3 separate regions of the Homo sapiens genome follow, and all the other regions are linked to region 1. Evidence: chromatin loops called from intact Hi-C (ENCODE). Cell type or tissue: Panc1. All regions are shown on one strand. Links, peaks and the distances in the headings refer to the core of each region. The heading gives the core; the rest is flanking DNA.

Region 1 (8,148 bases), core at 1,782-6,781:
CCTTATAGATTGTGAATCTTTGATTTCACCTATATTGATTTGGTTAATGATCTATTAGTGAAAAGAGCTAAAGAGTGTTCTGAAAGTTAGAGAATGGAGCAAGTGTGAAATGTTAAAGTAACAATGTCACATTGTCATAGATTATATACCATGAGAAGGTGTATGCAAATTACATATATCTCTTCTACATTTCAATTACTTCTTTAAAAACAAGTAGTATTAGCCAATCATTAAATGAATGGAAGAAAATACAATGAAAAACATGCCACTAATGGGTACAATACCAGTATAAATTTTATAATTAACTATTTAATAATATTTTTAAATTACCTGGAAAAAATCAACATATTTCAAAATGGTTTAAAGCTACTATCTCAAAATATGATTTCATTTTAAGATGATCATAAACCCGGAAAATATATAATTCAAAATAGTTTTTAGTTTCATTAACAGGTTGTGGATAGTTTCTTTTAATTGATAAGTTATTATCATATTTCTTAACATTAAAAAATAGTATAATTGAAATTTAGTGCACAAATAATTATTCCTGACTCCCAATTTATTTCATATTTTGTGTTTCAGAATTCTGATGTTGCTATATGGTAAATAAGGGAGACATGTTTTAAATATGCATATTTGAAGAAAATATTATAGCAATGTAAAAATCACACAAGAACACACCAAGTCATTTTTTTCCTAAGGTTTAATTTTAACTAATGAATTTTAAATGATGAATGTAAAGTCAATCCAAGTCTTTGCTTATTTGCAATGCACAAACTATTTTTTTGTAACTTGCAGGTGAAATACATTCTTTTCACATGGTAATGTTTTCGCCCTTATTTATGGTCTTTTATTATTTTTCTTGAGTCCTTTTCCTTCAATAGTTTAATAAGTCACTTCTGGCTTGTCTAGAGAGCAATCCTAGCACAATAATGTTTCAACTTGCAAGGAAGAACGCCCTTATTGAGTTGATAGAACTCCACCAGCTGTATTAGATCTGTAAATCTTGTGTGGCCATCATCCAGTGTGTGGAACATTTCACCGTCATCTTCTACCTGCAAAAAGAAAAGCAACAAATAAGTAAAGAGGATAAATTACACAGAAGGACAATCATATTCGATTGCAAACTATCTCCACATGCCAAAACTGCCAAGTTTATAAAACTAAAAGACAGTGAAAAGAATGTTACGGCATATCTACTTGTTTTTTTTAACATCACTTGCATTTAAAAGAAATATCAGCTGATCCCTGAGAAGCACTGCTACTCTACTTCATCTAGTTCTAATTCTCCCAGCATTCTGTTAGTAAAGACAGTATGAATATTTTGAATCAATGAAAGAAATCTACAATATTCAGAGTAAAAGTAAATGAAGATTTTAATGCTCCCACTTGAGAAATTAATTTCCTTTTCTAAATGTTGTCTACTTAGCCACAAAAATGAATATTTACATAATTTTATGAGATTTATTCTGAAGTAATCACATATTATGCTAATGGAATGTCATTCTGTCAGTTTTCTTTTTTTTAAATCAGTGAAGTCTTCTGGTACTAAACAATTCGTATTTGCTGGGGACATTGATCACAAAATAAAAGAAGTAGGGAGGATATTTTATATAGCCTTTGGATAACTCCAAAAAGAGGCAATTCAAAAGGACGCACTAGTAATTTAGCAATACTATGGAATACCTTTCCAAAAAGACTGAATCTTCACTCCCCACCATTCAGTTCCAATATACTATACACATCACATACATACATGCACACCCACACAGACACACAGCAGAAGAGGCAACAGAAATCCCAAAGCAAGTTGTGTGTCACAGAGAAGCCGAATCACAGAACTTTTAAAAATGTGTTCAGAAGTCTTCACCAGTTCCATAGAATCTCTGTTTCTAGCCATAGCCATTAAAAACAAAACAAAACAAAAAAAACATTTTTGAGAGAAGAGAGGAGAAAAGGCTTTAAAGTAATGTTTTCTAAAGAGCCGTTAGTGGAATTCAGGAGAAAGAAGCTTTAGTGCCCTTTTAACAATAGGTGGCATGGGGTCTATACAATATTGCTAAATCATATTTCATAGAAAAAGGAAAATTTAATTTTTACAATTCCTGTATTTCTTATATTAATTCAGGCTCATAAAATCATTTCTGCCAAAGTTAACTCTAGTCAAAGCACAAGCTGCCAAATTATATTTAATAAAAAGACCAAAAGAAAACCAAAGTTTCCAAAAGCTTATGCATTAAGATCAAAAGCTTATGCATTAAGGTCATTTCTAATACACAAATGTGAAATCACGAATTACTTACTGGTATAATTTGAAAGTGCTTTATTTTTTGTCCATGACTCATTGACAGTACGAAAGTTTTGGGGTTACTCTGACTATCCCGTACCAAGAAAACTCTAAAGAGAGAGAAGGAATTTCAATGTTTCTATATTTACTCATGGATTTCATAGAACTATAGCATTAATAAATCCAAGAAGTGTATGCATAAATGTAGCTGGGGACTCCTTTACTATGTATTCAATGGGTGGGATTATCCAACTTGGCAATCAATATGGTATAATATAATCTGCACTATAAAGCTGTCATCACTGCTACTGTAATTTTAATAGGCTAAATACACAACCCATTAGTCAGATTGTTTGTTTGATCACAATAAACAATACACTGTTATGTCTGCATCAACAATTGGTGCTACGTTCTCTTTGCACTGGGAAACTGGGTATTCACATGTAACTGTTTTGCCTAAAGATTAAGGCATTTTCATACTGTTATTTTACCTTCTGGGTCATGTTAAGTTTTGAAAGAAGGTAAGAATTTAGAATGAATTTTTTTTTTTCTTTTGAAACAGGGTCTCGCTCTGTCACCCAGGCTGGAGTGCTCTCGGCTCACTGCAATCTCCGCCTCCAGGGTTCAAGCAATTCTCCCACCTCAGCCTCCCAGGTAATTGGGACTACAGGCACATGCCACCAAGCCCAGCTAATTTTTGCATTTTTAGCAGAGACAGGGTTTCACCATATTGGCTGGGCTGGTTTCGAACTCCAGACCTCAAGTGATCCGCCTGCCTCGGCCTCCCATAGTGCTGAGATTACAGGCATGAGCCACCACGCCTGGCCTGAAATTTTATTTTATTATAACCCCCTCTTCTATACTGGATACCCTTTCTTTTGATTCTGGTTTCAACTGTTCATACACAATAGCAAGAAAGAAATCAATATATTGTTTTAAAAAAATCTTGAAATTATTTATTAAATATTTAAGCAAAATGCTTTAAGTAAAAAAAATCATCCAAAAAACACATACTTTAACCTTGAAGAATGCAGCAGAAAAGCCTCTATAATGTCAGGCTAGAAAAACAAGACATGGCCTCTAACAGCCTAAGAGAAAAATGCTGCCAGAAGTGGATTCTTATTCACTGGCAGTGCAATGCAAAACCAGTTTTGTATTAACTGCTGGTAAATACACCGTGTAAATGATCCCCACTGGTGAATCCAATATGAATCTCACTGTGCCTGGGCAAAGAGGCAGCCAAATTTAAAGCATCACAGATGTCTGACGAGTTTATCCATTTCATTTGTGCTGTGTGAGATTCCGACATTACATCACTGGGAAATGGGACAAAAGGGCGTTTCACTGGTAAATCAAGCTGTAATTCTTTTCCCATTCCCAAGTAGATCACCACTACCACCTAGTGGATCACTTGGCACCATCACATCTCTCCAAAAGAATACCAAAAATACTAAAAATAAGATAGTATCTTTTTTTATACGATCATTTCATTCACTTTATAAATACTGGGCTCAGAAATAAAGAAAATTACAATCTTTCAAAACATTTTAATAATTCTTTGTGACTCATTTATTTTCTTGGTTTCATCAGATTGTAATTCTACTGATTGTTCAAATTTATTTCCAAAAAGACTGCATTCCATGCAAAGAAACGTATTAAAATATCTTATTTACAGTCTGGGGAAATGCTGACTTCCTATTAATAATCTTCCATGTGAAGAAGCATTGTTATCCAAATTTCAGTATTAAATCACCTTGAAATCTTGTCATGATAATGACATGATTAGCCAACTTTTGAAGATAAAAGATCCCATCACCACTTGTTTAAATTGATAATGATTTCATTACTCATCTAAACCACAATACAACCTCCCTCATTTGTACTGCATTTGGAAAGGGAATTCAGCCAGTATTATAGAAAGTATCTGAAACACTGAGTAATTTGAGAAAAATAAAATTCTTCACATTATAAATCTTTCATAATACATTTTATATTTCTCTTTTGTATTCCATGGTACCCCACTAAAAGACAACATGAGAAACAGTTGAAAGGTACTCTTTTCACGGATCTATATTACTTTAAGATGTTAAAATTTAGAGAAAGGACAATAGGGATGTAAACACACAAAAAAATAAGTGTTCAAAACACTTAAGAAACAGCTTTTTACTTAATACATGTTGCATCATACCTAAAAAAATACATTTGACATAATGTCATAATATAAACCATACTTCGAAATCATATGTTCAAATCAAAATATTGACACTTAAAAAGAAGTTCATTTTCCCCCATCAATTGATATCTGAGATGCTAGAATCAGGACATAATGGGTAATATTAGTGATCACTGGTTAAGAACAAGATACTCTATTCCGTTATTTGTCCATTTATATACAAATACCAGACACACACTATGTACCAGGTATAATATAGATACTGTTAGAATACAGTGATGACCTCATTTATAGAACAATGTCACTTCTGTTTTATGATAAGCCCAAATCAAGAACTCTTTGTGGCTATGGAATAAATAATTTCTGCTTATAGGAGAAATCCAATTCACAAGTACTCAAAATTAAAAATACCAAACTTACCCATCCACAAGTCCTTGCTGAATAATCAATCGCTGAGCCTCATCTCTAGAAATTTTGTGGTGAAACCATGGCTGGGACCGGTGGATAGCTAAAGAAATAGGATGGATGAATGCAAAGCTTTGTTTGAGATGACTGCAATTTCATTACATGTCCTTTCCATGTCTATCCGTCTACTCAGTGGCAATGACTATGAACAGACATACCCATGTTTGTGGCAGAGCTCTGTGAAGAGGCAGTGGGGCTACCGTGAGTGCCCAGGCGTAAACATCCTTTTTTCTGAGCAAGGAAGGAGAAAACAAATCTCAAGTTTTTAGGTGAAACAAACTGAAATCATAAATATTTTGAAGCATGTGAAGCTACTTGTACCCTCCAAGCGAGTCCTTCTTCAACCGCAACTGAAAGGGCTTCAGTGGGATTTTCTATAACTCTGCTTTTCTGGCCTGAGAAGTCCATTGCTACCAGGGAATTCTCTGATATACTTCTCTGGAAAAAAGAAACACATTTGAGTTATGAAAATTTCTTTGAAAGTTATCTTTCAAATAAATTGAAAGTGTTTTTCAATTTCAGTGTTTTTCTCTCAGTGTTTTTCTGGCAGTACATTTCCATTCTAGAAGGTGGTGCCTGAAGGGGCTAGCAGAATATTTAAAGTGAAAATACATATTCAAGATATAAAGGTGCTAAAAATATTTTTGTTAAAAAAGCTAAATAGTAATTTGTTAAGGTAATTGAAGAGTTGAATAAACAGATTAAAAGCTTTTAAAGTATGTCTTTCTTCTAAAACAAACTTATCTTTTCACGTTCTCTAGTAAAATGGGAAAACTTCCATTTAGAAAGGAATAGCTCTTCCTCTGGTTAAAAAGATACATTGTTTCTGAATTGATGTCTCCATTAAGCTTTGAGATCCGTCAGTCATCAATTAAATGTCAAATCCATCTACTTATGAAGCAACTAGTTTTTAAGATTCAAGATACCCAAAAGTTATAACTTAGATTGACATATATCTCTTGAGAAATAATACTCATTATTTTTAATGAGTTTTATAATGGAGCAAACTAGAATATGTATTTTAAAAGTTTATCACATCAACTTTCATCTTACTTAGAAAATAAAATTTAGTGAAAGAATAATCCTGATAATTCCATAACCTTAAAATTTCCATGATTTAACATATGAATACATTTTCATCTTGTGAGAATACACTTGGCCACATGAGGGCTGCAAAAATAAGCCTGAATAAGAACTGATAGAAGGCAACTTTAAAGAAACTTAGTTTAAACAAATGATAAAGTCATTGTTTTTGCTAACTACTTCTTGTATTTATATTCTTTGAGTTGAAAGTAAAATATGCAAAACCCGATCTTCTTTTTCTTTTTTGTTTGTTTGGGGCTCTACTTTACAACCATCTTTTAACAAATATGCCACCCCACAACAAGTCATGAATCCTAAGAAAGACCATTGTCAAAATCTCTAGTCAAGAATCCCACTCAGTTCATAAGTTCATACAACATCAAGAAGGAATTAAAATTCTCCAAAAGAAAAATTTTAAAACACCCATGGAAAATAACAGTTATTTTCTACTAATTAATAGAAGAGCAAAACCCAAAGTGGTGTTATAATAGTAAACTACTAGCCAGCCTGCATCTGGGGCCCCCTGGCTTAAAAGCATTTTATCTCTCTTTATGTAGATTCAGCTATACCTGGCTTGGTTGCATAGACTATAGTCAAATGTAGGCTTCAAACAAAACCTTATCCACAGATAACTATAGGACTCCTTTATCACTGCTTCAACATATCCCACTTTATTAGCATTTGTAATTTTCTCTTCAAACTATGCTGTAGTGGCCTACAATCTTATTATGGTTCATCTATATTTCTAAAGATCTGGCATGCAATCTTTCATTTGTTACAGGAGCCTTTATAACTGACAGCTGCTCTTTCCACACAGATGCTGTCTCTGTAATCTCTATTTGCTGTCACACCTTAGTTTGCCCTTCTCACCCCGTGATCTTCTGTGCAGGTCTGTAGACCAGTCAGATATACTTGTGCTTTGCTGACATTAATGAAAAGCATCCACCTGCCCAAACCACAGAGTAAGCTTCCTCAATCATAATAGCTTTATCCTTATAATATCTCTCCGTTTACATGCCAAGGTAGGTTCTGTAATCTCAACTCCCTGGCAACATAAAAATACCATTATATTAAGAAAAAAATAATCAGCTGTCCTATTTTTCTCCCTCTAGTATAGCAGGCCAGGAAATAAAACAAGATCCTGTGTTCCCTATTTACTTGACATACATAAGAAGACGACACTACAAATAAGGAACGTTTTCATTTGCTACATTAACTAGATTAACGGAAAACACAGGACTATAGCAAATGTCTTCTACTGAATGGCAGGTGGTAGATAGAAAATTAATAGTTTACCATTGGTGGACAAAAAAATGGAAGTAAAGCAGAGTCTGACAAACTCAAAAGGTCATTTTCAGATCAATTTCTTTCACATAGAAAAGCAATGTTGATAACATTCAGAATTGGTTATATTTCTCCAACACTTCTCCCCTTTTCTAGCTCTTCCTTCTTAGGAGATGAACAGAGAAGGCCCTAAAAAAGGGGTCCATGATTTTAATGGCATGACTTTCTTTCTTTTTAAGAAAAAAAATAGGTCTGGGTATACCCTGGATTATCCAGCCCATACTTTGAGATCACATCTACTAATTCTTAGTGAGGCTGCACATAAAATGGTTTTTCAGGAAGTTTGGCTAGGTGACAACCAGTATCATCCCATTTGAAGGATTTAGATAAACTTACAGTGCCATCATTAGCAAAAGGGCACACAATTTCTTCAGATATTTTTCTCTCATTTGCTTTATACAAAGCTACAGACATCAGAAATGTAATGGTTTCTAGATTATACAACCATCACCCTCATTTTACACTGCAGGATACCAGTGACTTGACCAAAGTCACACAGGCAGCTTATGGTAAAAGCAGTAACAGATATGTCTGTTGTAGGGTTCTTTTATGTTCCATAGAGTGGGAAATACAGTGGAGGAATTGCAGTTTAGAATGTCTATCCTCAGGTCAAAAGTGAAGCATAAAAAGAGCTTGAGTAGACTCGCCTTCCCCAACCCTCCGTCCCCTCACTCCAGCCAGGGCAATATTGATAAATGCTCCTTTAAATGAATCCTTTGTTTTCCCTAAAAAGGACCAAATATATTTGGCTTCCTGAAATGTCTGCTGCTGATTGATTCTCACTTCAAAGGCTGAT
Region 2 (8,148 bases), core at 1,600-6,599, 1.3 Mb before region 1:
AGATGCCAACAAATGATTTAGAATGCTGTTCTACAGTAATAAATACCCATTTGTTAATTAACACTTTTCTCATTGAAATGTTAATTCAATATTACACAACCACTGTAATGAGAGAAATAATGCAAAGAAATATAACCAATTTATTAGCTCTCCCTAATTACTTTCCTCTTTCCATACAAACATAATTAAACCAATGTTAGTAGCCTTTGTATTTTCTCTTAGCCTATGCCCACACAAAATCGTATAAGTGTATATACATATACAGAATTTTGGTTTGTTTGTTTGTTTTAACAAAAATGGATCATTTTTTTCTCACTTGCTTTTTTTTTTTTCAATCTGAGAGCAGGTACTGTTTTATTAACTCACCAGATTAGAAAAATAATCGTGGTAGACACCTTAGTTCATTCTTCTGATAAGCCTGTTGATCTGTTCCTCCCTGTTGCCAGGATCATCACTTTCTACTAAATAAGCTGTCTTTTTTTTTTTTTTCATTCCACCTCATGGAGAGGATAATTTGAAGGGCCACAGGAAGTTGTCTGCTTCTTAAAGCATTTTCCAACAGTATAGATCTCATGAATCAGATCCTCCATGAAGATGATGCCAAGAGATCGAGCAATCAGTGTTACCTGTCAAAGCAATTTGCTTCTTATTGATTTTGCAATAACCATCCTTGTAGATAAGTTCATTTACTGACTTCAGATTTGGGTACCCCCATGTAATATATGGTCCTACAATCCTCAGAATGTTAAACGAAGCCTTGTTGAGCTTCATAAAGGTTCCACTGAAGATTTGATGAAGGTGAAGAAGCTGCAACACCTTTCGGATCTTTGGGCTCACATCACTGATACCTCCGATCCTGATGACAAACATCGTTTTGGGTTCTGCATGCAGGTACATAGAAGTTGCCACCTTTTTTTTTTTTTTTTTTTTTAGACGGAGTCTCGCTCTGTTGCCCAGGCTGGAGTGCAGTGGCGCGATCTCGGCTCACTGCAAGCTCCGCCTCCCAGGTTCACGCCATTCTCCTGCCTCAGCCTCCCGAGTATTTGGGACTAGAGGCGCCTGCCACCACGCCCGGCTAATTTTTTGTATTTTTAGTAGAGACGGGCTTTCACCGTGTTTGCCAGGATGGTCTCGATCTCCTGACCTCGTGATCCGCCCGCCTCGGCCTCCCAAAGTGCTGGGATTACAGGTGTGAGCCACTGTGCCCGGCCGAGAAGTTGCCACCTTTTCTTGCCATCCTACCTATCGAATTTCTGTGCTGTACATCTGTCTATATTCCTTGTAATAGTGCTTCTCTTTTTTCACAAATAAGCTTCCTCCTTGCCTTTTGAAGCATCTTTTGGGCAAAATTCTTTCTCAGGTGCTTGATCTTCAGCTCTACGAAATCCCATTGCTTTTTCTTAAGGGTTTCTGGCACAGCAGGAACCTCCTCCTTCTCTTTGACACCCTCCATGGTTTCAGCCATAAAACAGGGTGCTTTTCTTATTTTAAAACATATCCTCTGTTTCCTCCACATTAACAAAAAAGAGATCTGATTCCTTTTTATCATTTTAATACTATCTAATATGAATTATATCAATTTCAACACTCACATTAACCAACCATGTTGTGTTTTGTTGAGACAATGTAAAATTTTTATTTCAGGCTTCTATCAATATATATTTTTTTAATATTGACTCGAATATCTAAAAAATTCTTAAAGTTTATTTCAAAAGTTTAGTTATTTTAGATGGATAGGTAGTCAGGTAGATAGACTAATTGAAGGCTTATAAAATTTGTATCTTCTTTTGGTCACCATCTACTTTGAAATCTCTGTTCTGTTTCAGTTTTCTTTTAATCCAGAGTATTTTTTTGGATATGGTAGATTGGCACTATAATTTATGGATCATTTTTCATCCTCATAGTTTTGCCTTTTCTGGAATGTTATATTGCATCACCCTAGAAAGAAAACTCAAAAGATCTGGAAACCAGAGGTCTGTGTTCAAGCTATCCCTTTGCTAAAGTTCTAATTTGTACTTCCCTTTAATTTATGGATCATCAGTGTGTGTATACATCACAGCTCTCACTCTCAGGACAATTTCCAATGTATTCCATTTAATTATATCTTGATTAATTAGGTATATTTCCCCTCTATAATCCTTCTTCTAAACAATTCCCTGCTATCTAATTAGAGATGCCTAGAAACAGGGCCACCTCTACGGTCAGCAGGACATCAGGCAAATATTTGATACAGGGTCCTTTCTATATCTGCAACATGATTTTAAAATGCCTTATAATACTCATGGGTTTATATTAGGCATAGAGACTTATCATAAAGATGGTTTTTAATAGTGGACAGAAATTAGGCACTTATCAATTTATTTATTTTCCAGTTAGTGCATACAATTATTTTTTATGGTATCCAAACACCATCTCCTTCTATTCAGGTTCATGAATTATTTTGTGTGAGTTGTCAAATGACCATACAGGCTAATTTCATATTTTCCACCTTCAGAAAATAGAGGACATTATTGTTATTAACCACAATGTTGTGGCTTTTTAGAATCTGTTTGTATTAAAACAGTATCTTGCCTCTGCAAAATCTTAATACCATTGACTTAATGCTGGTCACATTACTACTTATGATGGTACATCATTCATTATGCTGCAAATGAATGCTAGTATTCAGTGGCTCTCTAAAAATTATAGCTAAGCATTACTGACAATTTCCCAGAGTATTCAGGAAAATATGAACAATTATTTTCTAGTCATGTTAAGTGTCCTATTGGAATTTTATAGCATAAACTACACATCTTCCACCTACATAGTCCTCATGATACAGTAGATTATAGTCACTGCATTCCTAGAATTTGATGTCTCTCAATGCTGACCATGCTGTTACCTTTCCCACACGGCCACAAGCAGGGAGGATAAGCAAGAGTCCACATGCAGAACAAAAAGAGCATCCCATTTGCCCAAGGTATATACATCCTTGAGTGTCACAGCTTAGTATTAAACTAGGAGAGCATGATGTCACCCATTGATGAAGACAAGAGGTATCTACTGGAGGCCCATTGGCATTGCAAAGTAACAGTCTTGAATGGCCTTAGAGAAGATAAGTATGACCACTTCTAGAAGACTGCCTGACACATAAGACGGAGCCAGTGAAGCAGGTAGAGGGATAGTCACAAACTACAAATATAAGGATACAGATCAGTTCAAAGTAAAATGATTGATAGAAAAAGATATACCATGTAAAAAATAATTGAAAGAAAGTAGTGTAGCTCTATTAATATTAAAGTAAAACTTAAGGAGAATAACTAGAGATTAAAAAAGAGATTTCATAATGATAAAAAGTCAATACAGTTGAAAAATACAACAAAATAAATGTCTATTTAATAAAATATCTTTAAAGAATATTTGAACCATGTGCTTGCAAATAAAATATGTGATTATGGAGTTATCACTGAATATGCCCATAATGTTTTGAAAATAGTGAGCTAACTTTGACCTTTTAAGTACTTGAGAAACACATTTGTCACCCACCTCTCCGCTGGTCTGGTTTCCCATTCCCCGAAGTGAGAACTACCTGCTTGAAATATACTCTGAGGTTATTGACTGTAATTCATGTAATTGCCACCAGATGGTAGTGGTTATCTGCTTAAAGTGTACACTGAACAATTAAAATTTCACAAATGTCAATATCAAGCAAAGGTATGGAGAAAACAACCACTTGCCCTTTAACACCGTAACCTAGTTAGTTGTACAGAATGTTTTATTTTACAAATACTTTAAGGACTTAATATGTCAATCTATTAGGAATCAAGAGGTGATACAACTCTTGCCTTCAAGGAGATTATGAACTAGTGGAACATACTGATGAGTCTACAGGGAATGACAATATTGTGTGATAAGAGCCTTGAGAAAAGAGAAGGATTCTATATAGCATACAAATCTGATCTGACTGAGGTCAAGGCTTTCTGCAAGGCATGGTTCTCTATAATATATGACCACTACCATCTGGTAGAAGCTATTGATTGCAGGCAAAGTATCAAAGAAAATTAATGAATAGTAAGAGTTAGCTGGCAAAATATATGAAAAGAAGAGTACTCCAAAAAGAGAAAAAACAAGTGCAAAGCCCCAGAGGTTTTGTGTGAGTGTGTCTGTGTGTGTGTGTCTGTATGGTACTAAAAATGATTTATGATGGCTGAGCACACAAAAAACAAAAAAATCTCAAATAATTTAATTAAGTTATATGGAAATATAACCTGGAACAATATTTAAAAATTGCGTAAGACCCCAGACCCTGACTATTTTGCAGGTACTTTTTACCAAACATTTAAGGAACGCATACTTACTACTTATCACTCTTTATAAACTTGTTCCAGCAAACAGAAGATGCAAAAAAGGATGATGGAATATCCAACTAATTTCAAGAGACTAGTTAAATTCTATTACAAAGTCAGATGTAAGAAAAAAAAATAAAGCTTATAGATTTAGAATTTCCAGGTTCTGTTCTGGTGCATAAGGAGCTTACAAGTCATTACTGCATCCTAACATATAAAAAGCTGAACAGACTAAAGAAATCAACAACTCATTTTAGATCCATCAGAGAAGTTTGATTACAGAACAAACTACTACCCTCCAAAATTAGCAAGATAAGTACAAAGAGAAAATCACAACTTAATGGCCATAAGCAGAATCCTCCCCTAGAACAAGTACTGGGGTAGGAAAACCTGAACTGTAATTGGTAAGTTGCTTTGGAAGCCTGAAGTAGAGAGCCTGAGAGATAAGTGCTCCAGAAGGACCCGGTCATGGGAAGGTGGGTGATATGGTTTGGGTCTGTGTCCCCGCCCAAATCTCATGTCAAATGGTAATCTCCAAAGTTGTAGGTGGGGCCTGGTGGGAAGTGATTGGATCATGGGGGCTAATTTCCCATTTGGTGCTATTCTTGTGATAGTGAGTGAGTTATCTATTATGAGATCTCATAGTTTAAAAGTGTGTCTCACCTCCCCCCATCTCTCATCTTCCTTCTGCTCTGGCCCTGTGAAGACAAGCCTGCTTCTCCTTTGCCTTCTGCCATAATTGTGTTTCCTGAGGCCTCTGCAGCCATGCTTCCTGTATAGCCTGTGGAAAAGTGAGCCAATTAAACCTCTTTTCTTCATAAATTACCCAGTCTCAGGTAGTTCTTTATAGCTATGTGAGAACAGACTAGTACAGTGGGGGAGGTCATACTTTTATGAGTTTTAACTCTACCAGGTCTCACTGTGAAGATCAGAGCAAAACCCTCTCGGGCTTCTAGAAGGAGAAGGGGAAAACAACCACTTCGAAACACCTCAGAGCATTCAGTTCTCCTTAATAAGGCCTGGCCTCAGGAGAAACTATTTTATCAGAGCCCAAACATTGTGGCTAACTAACATGGTGAAAGAGAAATATCCAACTCCAGCCCCCCTGTAGCAATCCTGTGCTACCAAAACAAGCTAAGAGCGCTTGTGAAATGCGTGGCCAAGGGGCACAGGCTTGCCAAAAGACAGACTCAAAAAATGCTTCCCCTCCCTGCACACCTTACCAGTACATCACTAAAGGTCTGTTCACCAGGGTTACTTTTACCCAATACATCCTGTCTACCTTTTGACAAAAAATTACAAGGCATACTCAAAGGCAAAAACCACAGTTTGAAGCAAGGCAGAGCAACCGTCAGAATCAGACCTAGCTATGGCAGAGAGGTTGGAATTATCAGACCATAGTTATAAAACAACTGTGACTAATATGCTAAAGGATCTCATGGAATAAGTAGACAACCTGCAAGAACAGTTGAGTAATATAAACAGGAATGAAAACTCTAAGAAAGAATAAAAAGAAATGCAAGAGGTCAAAAACATTGTAACAGAAAGAAGAATGCTTTTGATGGGTTCATTAGTAGACCGGCCATGACTGAGAAAAGAATCTCTGGGTTTGAGGATATATCAACAGAACTCCGAAAACTGAAAAAAAAAAAAAAAAAAAAGAGAGAGAGAGAGAGAAAAGAATGAAAAAATCGGAACAGAAATATCCAAACTGTGGGGCAACAAAAGGCGTAACATGCACAAAGTGGGAATACCAAAAAAAGAAGAAAAAGAGAAAGAAACAGAAGAAATGTCTGAAGCAACTGCAAACATGCATTGCTTAATGATGTGAATACATTCTTGGAAGTGCATACAATTTTATCATCATGCAAATACCATAAAAGTATTCTTATATAAACCTAGATGTTATAGTCTACCACATACCTAGGCTGTGTGATATAGCCTATTATACCTAGGCTACAAATCTGTAAAGCAGGTTACTATAATGATTAGGCCATTTAACACAACAGCATTTGTGTAACTAAACATAGAAAAAGTACAGTGAAAATATTGCATAAAAGATAAAAAGTGGTATATCTATATAAGGTACTTATTATGAATGGAGCTGAAAGAACTGGAAGTTGCTCTGGATGAGTCAGTGAGTCATGGTGAGTGAATGTGAAGAAACAGGATATTAGTATACACTACTATAGACTTTATAAACACTACATTTATATTAGGCTACACTAAATTTATTTTAAAAATTATTTCTTTAGTAAGTTAAACTTAGTTTACTGTAACTTTTTTGGTCTGTAAATTTTTTATCTTTTTAAAAAACATTTCAACCCTTATAGGAATGCTTAGGTTAAAACACAAACCCATTGTTTAGCTGTACAAAACAATATTTTCTAATTTAAAAATTTTTAATCTTTAAATTTTTTACTTTTTAAAACTTTTCTTCTTAAAGTTGAAGGCAAAAACATACATATTAGCCTACACAGGAGTAGAATTATCAATGTCACTGTCTTTCACCCCCATACCTTGTCCCATTGGAAGGTCCTCAGGGGAAATAACAGGCATGGAGCTCTCATCTCTTATGATAACAATGCCTTCTTCTAGAATACTTCCTGAAGAACCTGCATGAGGCTATTCTACCATTAACCATTGTTATATAAATAGAAGGAGTGCACACTAAAATAACAATAAAAAGTATAGTATAGTAAGTGCATAAACCAGTAACAAAGTTTATTATTATTATCAGTGTTATCTACTGTACATAATTGTATTGCTATACTCTTAAATGACTGTCAGCTCAGTAGGTTTGTTTACCTCAGTATCAACACAAACAATTGAGTAATGCATTGTACTACAACTTTACTAAGGCTATAGTTTTGGTAGGTAATAGGATTTTTTTCAGCTCCATTATAATTTTATGGGACAATCATCATATATGCAGTTCATCATTGACCAAAATGTCATTATGCAGCACATAACTGTATATTTTTCTCTCTCAGTTCCTTACTCCACAACTAAATTTTAGTCTTTATTCACTACTGTTCTATTCAATGGTCTATTTTTATCTGATAAATTCTTTAACTATTTTGACATATTTTAGCAGTGTTTCAAAGGCAGTCATCTTTATATCTTACTTATTAAAAAATATTTCATGTGCTTTGAAAAAGATCCTTTTCTAATATGTAAGTTGATGTATGTAAGGAATAAATAATAGGTGGTCATTGGTTATTCATTTCATTAACTGCCTTTACTAAAAAGAACACAATTATTTAACTTGACTTCTATTAAATATTTTCCAGAATGTGTGGTCTTTGTACTTCCTGTATCTGTAAAAATATAAGATGTAACATAGCATAACAAATACCATTACCAAAGGTTTAAGAAAAAAAAGAGGGTTAGTTAATTTGAATGACAACAACAAAAAGAGTTTTCAGAGCACCATGACCTTAACAGGAAGCAAATAAGGAGCTTCTGATAATAGTACTCAGTGACACATTTTCCAGTCCTGTTTTTTTCAAAAGTGTTTATTTGGTAATAAAAAAATTTTTTAACCACAAAAGTTAGCTAAAATAAAGGGCTCAGAAAATGAACAGTTCAGATCTTAGGATTAATTGATTAAATGACAACCTGTTACATTTCTTGAAAAACAGAACCTCATTGATTCATCTTATTGGATTAGAACTGACATTAGAACTAACCTGAGCCAGATTACCTGACAATCTTATTGTCCCTTTGTCCACATCACCTTTGCAAAGAACCTTCCTCACACTCAGTCCTGGAGAGGCAACTCTGATTACCAACTCCCAGTTCCCACACCAAAGGCGATTGA
Region 3 (8,148 bases), core at 1,447-6,446, 1.6 Mb before region 1:
AATGAGTTACTTAAATGCATCAGAATACCTAGGTCTAGTAGTCTAGTACCATTATCATAAGTCTGGGAATAGAATGTTTAAGCCTATTAAAAGAAAAAAGGAGAGATCTAAAACTATGAATCTTTTAGTAGCTCGGATTGGTATCTCGAGGTATAATTCCAAGTCAACTTGATTTACTTCAATTAAATAAAATTATTTATTATTTATTATATGCTAGGTAATAACTGTGCCAGGTACTGTGGATATAAATGTTAGCAAATATGTCCAAGAGACAGGTACCAAATATCCTTTTTTTGGAAGGGCAATTAACGCATTAAACCCCAACTTTGTATTAGCTATTGGCCAGCCCACTGTAGTTTTGGAATTACAAGGTCCAAATAGAGAATGCAGCACATACACCAGTTTAAAATTCCTTTGTACAACTGCTGTAAAATTTCAATCTGAAGAGCTGCTAAATACAGATGGGAAAAATATACAAGAGAGGCATAAGGACACCAGTCATCTCAGCTACATTCCAGGCATAAAAGCTAGGAATATTCTAGGAATGAATTCCCCCAAAGATGTAGGCCACGTTCTATTTGTCTATATTTCCAAATTCTATTACATGATAAGTACTCAATACATGATTGTGCAATAAATGAACAGTTGAAAGAATAATTGAATGAATTTGTAGATTTGGTAATAGAAGTAGACTGCGAGCTCCTAAAATCAGATAATCCCTTTTTTTCTCTTTTCCAATCACCGTAACTTTAGAAAGTTACTTAACCTCTCTAAAATGTCAGTTTGCTCATTTGTAAATGGAAATAAAGCATACTAGCTCAATAGCGTTGTTATGAGGATTAAAAGAGAGAATATTAATGAATCACGTAAAGAGTACCTGGCACATATAGGCTGATTTAGTGTTAATTATTGTGAATATTGGTGATCGTTAATTGTGGCTGCACCATGTTTTCATCTGGAGAACTTTTAAAAAATGGCCACGTCCTACTTCCAGATACTCAAATTAATTGTTTTAGAACAAGGCACAAACATCTCTCTTTATAAAAAGCTTCTCAAGTGACCCGTGATTATAATGTGAAGCCAAGGCAGAAAATCACAGTTATAGAAGAAATGCACACACATACATACATGCACGCTTTGTCCTTAAAAATATGAACCATTCATTACAGTCATACAGCTATTCTATGAGTTAATTTTTAGTTGTACATTCTGTCATTCTTCAAGTAGTTCTGGGGTGTTACAATTAGGTGTCCTTTTTTCTCACAGATTTGTTCACTTCCTGTCTGAATGTTTTGTTCACTATAACTAGACTATAGAAATCACCATTCAATCTTCTGGTGGTTTGTTTTTCTGTGAAAATCAATTTTGAGTAAGAACTGAGTACTCCCATCTCTTTATTGTGGAACCATAGAAGAGTCATAGTTCGAAAATTCAATATTTGATGACTCAGGTTCCTAAAGACTGAATCTTTTCACTTTATTCATTTTTCTATTATCCTTGAGATACATTATATTCTCTTTTTAGTAAGTCAATTTCCTTGCTTAACTTATAGACTATCCATTATAATACTTGAATTTCTGTGATACTTAAAACCACAGTCTGAGTGTACAGTTTTATTTTATTATACTTTTCCTGCCTAAGACTATGCTATACCATTTACTGTAGACCATAACCCTAGTTGTTTATCATCTTTTAAAAATTAAATCATAACTTAAATGCATAAGTGGAATCTTCTTTGTAGAGGAAATACTCAGTGATTTATTTTGTTAAAAAAAGACATCTCCAAAATTATTTCTTGTAAATTCTATATATTTGCTTAAAGTTAGTTATATCTGTTTATGAGAGTTATAAATGTACTGAATAAAATATATACCATTTTGTTATTTGCATAGAAATATATAGTTTATTTTCATTATATTAAACTGTGCCTAGATTTTCAAAAACGACTTTTACTTATTTTTATAAGATTCTTTTACATCTGTGAGGTACGTGCTTCTTTTTACTCTGAAACCTTTCTTCTAAAACGTTGTCTCCCAGCATAGCGGCCTTTTCTTCCAAGCCTCTTTCCCATATTTTTGCATAAGGCATTGCTATCTTGAGGACATTTTGGCCTCATCATGCTACTGTAAAGTGGTTACTAGGTGACACTTCCTGTTTTTCTCTCCAGGCCATTTATTGTCCTCTCTAACATGCTTTTCTTAGACACTGAAATGGTTAGATTCTCTTGGCACATAGCAGTGTCTTCTCACTTCTGAGTCCTGGCCAAACCCACTCACTTTACTTGTCTGTAGAGATATGGGTTACATAGCATTTTTTTTGCTTGTATGATCAGGGCATTTATGCTTTGTTTCATTAAAACACACACACACATACACACATATGTGCACACATACACACACCCCATATTTATATGATTATGTAAGGTTGAATTTTTATTTGTTGTATGTGCAATTTCTTTTCTCCTATATTAGCTAGATATATTCATTTTGGTATGGTTGTGGCTTTTATTTCCCTGTTTATGAAACCTCTCTTGCACAGTGCTAGGAATAAGATAGGCCCTCATGGACAGGGTTAGTTAGGACAAACTAACTAACCATATGTGGCTCTAGATAAGTGAAGTAGCTTTGCAATCATTGATAACATTTATGCATTCTTACCAGTCAGTGTTAGTATGGCAGCAAAATAGTCATTGCTAGGCATCAAACAGAACTATGGGGTAACCTTACAATGTAGGAGTAATATCTAGCAGTACATTTCAGGTATTGAAATGCCAGTTTAGTTTATCAAAGAAGACCTATCTTCAGCCTAAGTCTGATGATCCACAATAATCTTGTTAGCTTCATGTTTTCTCTTTAATGATAATAGCTATTTTTAACATCTACAATATTCCAGAATTGTGCTAGGAGCTTTGCATAAATTAACTCTAATCTTCTTATGAAACTGAAGAGAAATGTGTTATAATTCTAATTTTTCAGCTGAGGCCATGCCACACACCTAGTAAAACTGAAGGTGAGGCTTCTTCACTCTATCACACCACCTTGGGAGTGTGTGTTTAGAAGTATGCCAAATTCCCTTAAGTGTGTGAGATTTTGGTGGACATTCAAAAAGAAAGAAAGGATTGTCCCATTGTTGTGATGTAGTGAAAAAAGTGCTGGTGTTGGAACCAGAATTCTTAGGTTCAATTACTCCTCCTTCAGTCAATTTCTGTTTTTATTTTCTTATTCATGAGATAGGAATAATTAGTCCTGTTTTCCTCCCTTCTTTCTTCACAATATTTTTTTGAGAGCCAGATGCAGTATAACATATGAAGAAACTTAGTATAAATGTAAAGCACTAATTTGATACTAAATATATACACATGGACTCAACTAGTTCCAGTGTAGAAATACATTATAATATATATGAATAACTTAAATAAGATAACTTAAATAGACACATATGCATAACTTTGACATACCTGGAAGCCTGAAATGAGAAATCCCTCAAATAGAAAAAGTAGATGACAGAAGTCAGCACTGTTATTCCATGAGATTCATTCACTAAATGCATAATGAATTAGAAAAACTTGAACAGCAAGAGTGAAAGTGATATTCAGCATTATTATTTTCTTAAATACGTATTATTTGAGAGGATACAATAAAATTTCTAGACTTTGAAAAATACTTGGCTGTATCATGATGTAGAGAATTATATAAATAGAGTAGCTAGAAATAAAAACCAGACACTTAAGCTAGAAACAGATACTTCTGTCTTGGAGATTTTAGTTTGAAAAATCACTTAAACCAGAAGTGAGGTCATGAGTCATATCTATTTGATAGCGAAAATTTATTTATTATATTTTCGAAGATTAGTCTGCTTGATTTCCTTTAATTGACAAGATTAAAGCCACAGATAATGACAGTTTTAAAGAAAGTCTATCCATAAAATTAAAAAAAATTCTTAAAGCATTTCAAAGTTATACTTCGATAATTAAGCAGATCTTTTTAGCATCTCACTATTTTCACATTTTCCTCGCTAACGATATACTGATTAATCATTGATAATTTCATTTCTTGTAATTTTTAGGGCTTTCCCTATAGTTTATTGAAAGAGCCAAGACATAGATATGAAAAATGCTTCCCCGAGGTGTTTGAAAGAAGTCTGGGTAATGTGATTTGCACGCTATGGGAAATGACTTTCACTTGGTCAGTCATCCATCTTTGCTTTGCTGCCTTTTCTACACTCTTGCCACCAGGTGGCAGTGAGACAACACACAAGGTTACCATGTAATTTCTCACATTTTAGTATGAAATGGCAAAATAAATAAATAAATAGGATTCAGGATATCACTGAATGAATCACTAAGGTCCAGTTTGTTAATAAGAGGATGGTCATTTAATATATGAAATGTCAATTGACAATATATGCAAGAAATGCGTGTATGAACACATGAAAAAACATGACAGGGTAGTTTACTCCTCTTTAGACAGTAGAATCACCATCAATGAACATATTTGCAATGAATGCAAGCACAGTATTCAAAAGAATAAACCACTTTTGAATTTAAAAGGAAAGAGAAATAGCCAGAAATTGCTGATTATCAAAACGATTGCAATAACACTCATAGCTAAAAAGAATCTTGGCAATAAAAGACTCAGGCTTGTAAAGGTTCCCACATGCTCAGAAGATGTGTAGGTGGCCACGCCATTCATTGTCTAAACATACACACTTTTGAGAATAAAAGGGATACTAATAATTAATAACACATCAGTGTTATATACATACAGTGTTATACTTATATATGCAGTGCATATATATATATATGTATCTGTTTTTAGCTTAAGTATCCGATAATTTCTAGCTGCTCTACTTATCTAATTCTTTACATCATGATAAAGCCAAGTATTTACTGGTATTTTTTAAAGTCTAGAAATTTTATACTTATATAAGTATACATATATGTATATGTATACACACATACATCTATGTGTGTGCATATGTATACTCATACACACAAGAGAGAAGAAATACGTATAACATGAACATATGTATATGAGAGAGCAGGGAATATATGTAATATAGGAAACATTTCAGTTTCATATTTCTTCCAGCCATATAATATTCATATGATAATTTGCTTCTTGTGAAATATGTTTTCCTTCCCCATTCACCTATGTAGCTTCTCTATTTTTCGTATCACAGCTGAATTGCTACTTTTCTTTTCAAAAGGATGTCGTTCTTGAATTCTCAGATTATGTCAAGTTTCCCCATTATAGGTTCTTCTTATAGCATCATGCTTCTTCAATTCAGTTATTATTTGAACAAGCTTTTGATTAATATCTATTTCTATCACTATATTTTAAGCTCCAAGAGACAGAAGATAATTCTAGTTTTAATCAGCATTTATTTCCCCACCTCATCTAATCTAGCATGGTTTTATATATGTAAATATATATATATGTATATATTATATATACATATATTTATATATTATATATACATATATTTATATATTATATATAATAATATGTATATATTATACATATATTTATGTATTTTATATATGCACACATACACAAACATGTACACACACATATATTTTATAAATTTATGAATATTCCAATCATTGGGTATACAAATTATACTAGTTTTGTGGGTTTTTTGCAACAAATGTGTTTTTTTTTTTTTTTGATGGAGTCTTGCTCTGTCACCAGGCTGGTGTGCAGTGGCATGATCTCGGCTCACCACAACCTCCACCTCCTGGGTTCAAGCGATTCTCCTGCCTCAGCCTCCCGAGTAGCTGGGACTACAGGTGTGCGCCACCATGCCCAGCTAATTTTTGTATTTTTAGTAGAGACGGGGTTTCACCATGTTGGCCAGGGTGGTCTTGATCTCTTGACCTCGTGATCCACCCGCCTTGGCCCCCCAGAGTGCTGGGATTACAGGTGTGCGCCACTGTGCCCGGCCAACATATACGTTTGATAGTAACTGCCTTGACAGTTCAAGATGAAAAACTGCAATTTTTCTTCATCTCTACATAATAAAATTGTGAAAAGTTTTTTTGTAAATATAAAAATATCATTTTGAAATAAAACCAAATTTGTCTTTAGAGGTAAAGTATTATGTATAGTTTATAAAAATTGAGAACACTTGTCTTCAGTTATAAAGCTGACTTTGTGTGCAGGGTAATTCACATCATACATAGTAGCTGTTTCATTTCTATATGGTTTTAACTTTTAGATTCTTAATCTGAAGTCCAAGGGTAGGCTTCAGTGTTTGCTGCTCACTCTGAAATTATGTGAAGATTTCGTGTTCAGGGGTGTGTGTGTGTGTGTGTGTGTGTGTGTTTTAACTAAAAGAGTGCATAATTTTCATTAAATTATTTTTTTCTTTTTAGATGGAGTTTTGCTCTTGTTGCCCAGGCTGGAGTGCAATGGCGCAATCTTGGCTCACTGCAAACTCTGCCTGCCGGGTTCAACGAATCCTCCTCCCTCAGCCTCCCGAGTAGCTGGGATTACAGGTGTGCGCCCCTATGCCCAACTAATTTTTGTATTTTTGGTAGGGACAGGGTTTCACCATGTTGTCCAGGCTGTTCTCGAACTCTTGACATCAAGCGATCTGCCTGCCTCGGCCTCCTAAAGTGCTGGGATTACAGGCATGAGCCACTGTGCCCGGCCAATTTTCACTAAATTTTTAAATAACTATGCTATATAAGCATTATAGAAGAATTATAATTAGGAGAGAAAATGTTAGCATGGTTCTCATTTAATTAAATTGCCCCAAAGTAATATTGATTGTTTGTGTGGTCAGTATATGCCTGAATAGCTCATTCTGTTGCTATTATTTGTTTTAATTTTGTTTAAAAACCATTTTTAAAATTTTGTTAATTTTTGCCAGGCTGGAGTGCAGTGGTGTGATCTCAGCTCACTGCAACCTCCGCCTCCTGGGTTCAAGCGATTCTCCTGCCTCAGCCGCTCGAGTAGCTGGGACTACACGCGTGCACCATCATGCCCAGCTAATTTTTGTATTTTTAGTAGAGACAGGGTTTCACCATATTTGCCAGGATGGTCTCAATCTCTTGACCTCATGATCCACCCACCTCAGCCTCCCAAAGTGCTGGGATTACAGACGTGAGCAGCCATGCCAGGCCACTATTGTTATTTTTTTAAAGACCAAAGACAACATGGGAAGATGCATGCATCTCTTCAAACATCAAAACAATTTGAAATATTTTATGACCATCATAAAGCGTTTACACTTTGGTCAAATTCAACTATGGCAGAAAGAAAAATTACCTCAGTTTTGTTTAGAACCAACTCTAAAAACACATTTATTCAGGCTTTCTTAACTTTGAAACTTGGATTATTTGATTAAGGACCCAGGTTATATTCAGACAGCTGTTTCTTCACATTTAGTTAAAGTGCAAGCTTTGTAATAACAAAGACCATATTTCCCTATTTATCTTCTGCTTAAATGTTCTATCTATTATTAAAAGTGGAGTATTAAGGTTTCCAACTATTATTATTGAATTATCAATTTCTCAATTGTTATCAATTGATGATTGTTGAATTATCAATTTTTAAATTCTGTCAGTTTTTGCTTTATGTATTTTTGGGCTCAGTTTTGAGGTGCACATATGTTTATAATTGTTTCATATTTCTAATGGATTAATCCTTTTTCTTTACTCTCTTTATCTCTAGCATTATTCTCTGTTTGCAAGTCTCTTTGGTATGTTATTAGTGTAGCCATCACAGCTATCTTTTGATTGTTGCTGCATCATATACTTTTTTGTATCTTTTTACTTTCCCTGTATTTGCATCTTTGAATCCTAAATGTGACTCTTGTAGATAATATATAGTAGAATATTTTTTTTTAAATCTAGTCTGTCAATCTTTGCATTTTAATTAAATGTTTTAATCTTTTCACATTTGAAATTATTATTCATATATTTGTATTTATAACTGTCATTTTAATTTTGTTTTCTATGTGTTTTACATCTATTGTTTATCTGTTCTTCATTTACTGCTTTCTTTTGCATTAAGTAAATATTTTCCAGTGTAACATTTTAATTCCTTTAATTATTTTTTTCACTACATAAAAAAAAATTGTCTTAGGGCTTACCATAGCCATCATAACTTACTAAAATTTACTTCAGATTTTGAATGACTT

Evidence for each region. Hi-C counts contacts between places; a loop is a spot of excess contacts. Peaks named below come from ENCODE experiments on the same cell type or tissue, not always from the same donor. Only the 100,000 strongest peaks of a DNase experiment are listed, where the experiment ranks them.
Region 2: a loop joins it to region 1, with 3 times the contacts of the local background. A loop is called at or near these places in 9 of 110 quality-filtered maps.
Region 3: a loop joins it to region 1, with 3 times the contacts of the local background. A loop is called at or near these places in 5 of 110 quality-filtered maps.

The regions. Positions count from the first base shown.
Region 1 is chr2:164,492,128-164,500,275 of GRCh38, forward strand. It overlaps GRB14 (growth factor receptor bound protein 14), which reads right to left. Exons shown (of 14, transcript NM_004490.3): 10 at 5,247-5,363; 11 at 5,084-5,156; 12 at 4,881-4,968; 13 at 2,304-2,397; 14 at 290-1,055. The coding sequence ends at 909. Among named protein-coding and RNA genes, the nearest start is that of GRB14, 130 kb to the right of the region's middle. In Panc1, for the core only: CTCF peaks have their summits at 3,671 (motif pointing left) and 3,895; a DNase peak (open chromatin) is centred at 3,624; H3K27ac peaks cover 262 bases.
Region 2 is chr2:163,151,855-163,160,002 of GRCh38, forward strand. It overlaps the pseudogene RPL7P61. Among named protein-coding and RNA genes, the nearest start is that of KCNH7, 320 kb to the left of the region's middle. In Panc1, for the core only: CTCF peaks have their summits at 3,595 (motif pointing right) and 3,803; no DNase peak of the experiment used is centred there.
Region 3 is chr2:162,886,665-162,894,812 of GRCh38, forward strand. No RefSeq gene overlaps it. Among named protein-coding and RNA genes, the nearest start is that of KCNH7, 52 kb to the left of the region's middle. In Panc1, for the core only: CTCF peaks have their summits at 4,229 (motif pointing right) and 4,459; a DNase peak (open chromatin) is centred at 4,237.